Linked DNA regions of Homo sapiens: region 1 is linked to region 2. A link is a loop called in an ENCODE intact Hi-C map of the cell type or tissue named here. Cell type or tissue: mammary epithelial cell. All regions are shown on one strand.

What was found. A loop is a pair of places that touch in the nucleus more often than their neighbours do. Peaks named below come from ENCODE experiments on the same cell type or tissue, not always from the same donor. Only the 100,000 strongest peaks of a DNase experiment are listed, where the experiment ranks them.
Region 1: it touches region 2 in a loop (2.6-fold over the local background); 3 of 110 quality-filtered maps call a loop at or near these places.

The regions. Positions count from the first base shown.
Region 1 is chr2:209,770,435-209,772,934 of GRCh38, forward strand. It overlaps UNC80 (unc-80 subunit of NALCN channel complex), which reads left to right and starts at 1,398. Exons shown (of 65, transcript NM_001371986.1): 1 at 1,398-1,730. The coding sequence starts at 1,639. In mammary epithelial cell, no CTCF peak of the experiment used is centred here; a DNase peak (open chromatin) is centred at 1,327; H3K4me3 peaks cover 704 bases; H3K27me3 peaks cover 223 bases.
Region 2 is chr2:209,935,163-209,937,662 of GRCh38, forward strand. UNC80 (unc-80 subunit of NALCN channel complex) reads left to right here. Exons shown (of 65, transcript NM_001371986.1): 40 at 552-646; 41 at 1,682-1,771; 42 at 2,367-2,468. Among named protein-coding and RNA genes, the nearest start is that of RPE, 66 kb to the right of the region's middle. In mammary epithelial cell, a CTCF peak has its summit at 1,296 (motif pointing right); no DNase peak of the experiment used is centred here.

The DNA.
Region 1 (2,500 bases), 160 kb before region 2:
GATCCATATTTTTGAGATTCATAATAAAAGATAACTTCAAGAAAGTAAATGAAGAATTTATTTCTATGGCAAAAAATATTGATATATACTATGCTGTTAATTATATATGAAATATTACATCTGTTGAGATTAGGACCTGGAGTCTGATTCTTCATTTCATGGATTACACCAATATCTTTGCTCTAAAAGATGAGGCCAGGCATGGTGGCTCATGCCTGTAATCCCAGAACTTTGAGAAGCCAAGGTGAAAGGATTGCTTGAGCCCAGGAGTTTGAGACTAGCCTGGGAAACATAGTGTGACCCCCATCTCTACAAAAATAAAAAATTAGCTGGGAGTAGTGGTGCACACCTGTAGTCCCAACTGTTGGGGAGACTGAGCTGAGAGGATCTCTTGAGCCTGGGAGGTCAAGGCTGCAGTGAGTCGTGATCACACGTCTGCACTCCAGCCTGGTTGAAGAGCGAGATTCCGTCAAAGAACAAGAAAGAAGAAAGAAGGAGAAGGAGGAGAAGAGGAGGAGGAGGAGAAGGGGGAGGAGGAGGAGGAAGAAGGAGAAGGAGGAGGGGGAGGAGGAGGAATTGCAGGTAGTTACTATTCCGATTGCTTCACCCCACCTCACCCCCCTCCCCGGCCTACTTGTTTTACTCCTAGATAATATATCTAACAGCAATCCAACTATAAAATATTAATATATGTAACATATAAGCATTTGACTATTACAACTGAAGGAAAATGGTAGCTATCACTGGGGGCGAACAGGATCACCCAAGTGCATTTAATGGACTGTAATAAACCACATTTCCTCACAGCATGATTCAAATGTTCTTCCTCAATTTGCAATTAACTGATATCCACAACTGGTTACTTTGGGAACTTTGTATTCCTGCTTTAGGAAAACAAACAAGGTTTATTTCTTGTGGTTATCATATAAAAATAACTTCTCATATCTAAGATCTTTCAAGCTTCCTCTCACTTGCCAACCTTGCCTCACCTTCCTGGTTTACACTTCTAATAATTTTCATGTGTTCCTCCGGCTAACCCCTGGACTCCTGATCTCCTTGCTGGAGGTGAGAATGATGCCAGGGTTAGCGACTGCTCTGCGGTTCCCCAAAGCTCCTCCTACCCAGACGGCGACAGTTTGGATGCTGAGGTTGGAAAGCAGGACAGGGGACACTCCTGAGTGCAGCTCGGAGCGGGGAAAGCCGAATTCCGGGGGCTGAAGAGGCCGCGCAGGGGACGAGCGCCTGCGATGCGGAGCGTGGACTTCTTGGGCCGTACCCCTGCGGCTCAAGCTGCCCCGGATTCGCTTCTCCGGCCGTGCAGCCCGGCGCGGGCCGCTGTCCACAGTGGGAGGTGCTGAAAGCAGGGAGCGGGTGCGGGGGCGGCGAGGCGGACCGCTGCTCCGAGCGCCCCCCTCCTCGCTCCGCGGCTCCTCCAGCCCTCCCCTCCTCCCGCAGCCATGTTCCACGCGCGGGGAGGGGTGGGGGGAGGGGAGAGGCACGGGGGATCAGGGCGGAGAGAGCCGGCTCTGCCTCGGGGAAGGAGGGGATGAGAGTTGGGAGCAGCGGGAGGAGGCGGCGGCGGCGGCTAGCGAGGAGACAGAGCTGGGTCCTGCAGTAGGACTCCCGGGAGCCACCATTATGGTGAAGAGGAAGAGCTCCGAGGGCCAGGAGCAGGACGGCGGCCGCGGCATCCCCCTGCCCATCCAGACCTTCCTGTGGCGGCAAACCAGGTGAGGGGCGCAGAGGGCGCACCGCGGGCCGCCCTGGGCTGGGGGCGCTCCTGGGGCCGCCCGGGTCGCCGCTGCCGCCGCCGCCGCTGAGGCCGCGCCACAGCCTGCAGCTCCCTCTCTGGGGCTGGAAAACAAGCCCTCTGCACCAGCTTAAAAACACGCATTAAAATATGTATATATATGTATATATTTCAGTGAAGTTTGACGACAAGCAGATTGGCAGTTGTCGCATAAATGTATACATTATTTTAGGGGGTGGGAGGGCAGAGAGCCTGGGAAGAGGGGGCGGGGAGCTAGATAATTATGACTGGTTGTGCTCCTGCGTCCAATTCCCCCTCCATCTCCTGCTGTAATTCTAGCCCAGTGACCTGTTGTTTTTCCAGCTCCTGTTTGGCGAATATCTGCTATGCCCACTTGTTAACCGTTTTGCTCAGATTAATCTCCCCAGTTAAATCTCCTGAGGATTTGTGATAAGGGACCTTCCCCCACAACCCCGGAAAGGCCTGACACCTATTCCAATAAACAGAAAAGGTTTTCTTTATTATTGTTATTTTAGAGATTTATCAGATAAGATATTAGATTCTGGAAATTATGACCCATAAGCCGTGTTCAATTTTCAGTTTTTATTATGACTGTACACGTAAGTAATGCACCACTTCTGACCACTGGCGATTTAAAATCTTAGAAGTCTTCAGATTAAGAGTGGATACCGAAAACCATCGAGATCCACTTCTCTTTCATATATGCAATTACACGTGTAAAAGAAAATG
Region 2 (2,500 bases):
GAAATGCTTGAGGTTTGAATTCTAACTCTTCCACTAAATAAATATGTCTCTTAAGTTATTCCATTTCTCTTTTTCCTCATTTGTAAGATAAAAAATCATAACACCCACATCATGGGGTGGCTATGAGATTTAAATACAATTATGCATGTAAAAGACAGGTAGAAGTATTGAGAACTTGGCCTAGCGCGGTGGCTCACTCCTGTAATCTCCGCACTTTGGGAGGCCGAGGCAGGTGGATTGCTTGAGGTCAGGAGTTTGAGACCAGCTTGGACAACATGGCGAAACCTCGTCTCTACTAAAAATAAAAATTTTTTAAAAGTATTGGGAACTCCATACCTATCACTTTTAATAAGTGAATATATTTAAAATATATGTATATTAATCTTAAATTTCCAGGTTAAAAATAAATAAAATATATATGTAACTATGAATTAAGAATTGTAATTAACAGTAAAAACATCAGCTTATTGATAATATTTTAATATTTTATGCTTTAAAATACAAATTTTCTATAGTAAAAGTCAGTTTGTTATTATTTTTATCATCTGTAGGTACTAAAACCTTGGTAGTTCATGGACAGAATGAGTGCGATATCCCAACCCAGTTACCAGTCCATGAAGACACTCAATTTGAAGCCCTGTTGAAGGTAGGAATGACTTTTAACAGAAACAATTTTTAAGGACAATGCTATGGCCACCTCACTGAAGATCCATTTTAGAATAAAATGGCATTTTTCTGTCTTTAAATGGATGTATGCATTTCTTTACTCTTCTAAAATCTGCCCCACTATTATTTCCTTATGCTATTTCCTTCCATAATTTTCCCCACTTCTACTGACTTTAGTCAGTAAACTTTTAGTAATCTGATTTTCAGGAACATAGTTCTGGGCCCAGATGTAAGTAGAAGAGACCTTTGGAAAAAAAATCAACTTTTCCAAACTCGTGCATCTTATTTCAGTAGAAAGGGACATTACTACTCCTTTTGTCCTCATTCAGACATCTCCAGAGAATTTCTAAGGCCCAACTTCAACAAATACTCCATTTTTATACTCACGATGAATGGTAGGATAGCAGGAAGGCAAACAGAGTATATTCAAACGCTGCCTTCACCACAACCAGTGTGACCTAAATCAAGTGATAAGACTTCTCTAGTCTCAGTTTCATTTTCAACAGTACTGAGATACTAGTTCAGGTTATACAAGTTATCTATGCCTAGTATATAGTATATAATGTGCACAGTGCATGATAGTTTATATTATTCTTAAGTGTTTCTCAAACATGCTTTCTTCCTGATGCTGAGACCAGTAGGTGCCACTGTTCCTCCACAGTCCATCACTCAGTCTGAATTATAATTGTACATCTTTGGGCACTATGAGATCAGATGGTCCATATCACATTATCAGTCTTTATCGTACCATTCTTTGGATAGCTCTGTGTGGGTATATATGCAGCCATGGTATGTGTGTATATATATGTGTATATATATATGTGTGTGTGTATGTGTATACACATATACACACACACATATCTAACGTATACAGTTTACATAAGACATCAATATATACAGATAATTCTCGTAAGAGGTTACCTTGTTTTTTCAAAATTTGTATCTGTCACCTTACTACCTAGCACATAATATCTTCCTGATAAACATTTATTAAAATTTGTTGCTATTGTTCTAGGAGTGTCTGGAGTTTTTTAATATCCCAGAATCCCAGTCAACACATTATTTTCTTATGGATAAACGATGGAACCTTATCCACTACAATAAGGTGAGACACCAGTAGTGACATCCCCGTTGAGTTGTGCCAAAGGCTTATCATGCCTACCTGAGGGTGGCTCACAGTCAGGGAGGCATCGCTGTTTAGAAGGTAATAGTATGGCCACCTGGGTCACACCATCTTACTATCAATGGGGCTTTTGACTGGCGACTTCACCTTTCTACCCTTTGGTTTTCTTGTGTGTAAAATGAAGGTAATGATAATGGTATCCATGCTAGAGCAGTTGTAATAGTTAAATGAGATAAGCTAGATAAGACACTTAGGTATTGATCATTATTACATGAAAAATTACGTTGCCCGTATAATACCTGTGTGTGTCTATTTGGAATTTGAATGCTGTTTTGCATCTCTTTTCTACCATGTTAAACAAGACCATGCTGATCTGATCTAATGAGCAGAAGGGCCTCAGGATGCTCGCTGACATCACTTTACAGTGATCTTCCAGAGTGTTGTTTAGTACATTGCCTTTAGCTGCTTTTCTCCTGGCATAGCATCCTAGTGCTTAGATCTTTGGGTAAAGAAGAAATGAGAAAAGATGTTTAATCTTTTGAACTCTTTTTTTTGTCTCTTTATGTAATCCACACAGACCTATGTTCGAGATATTTATCCTTTCCGGAGGTCAGTATCTCCCCAGCTGAATCTTGTACATATGCATCCAGAGAAGGGACAGGAGCTCATTCAGAAACAGGTGACAGACCACGTCAGTTTTATTCCATGGTT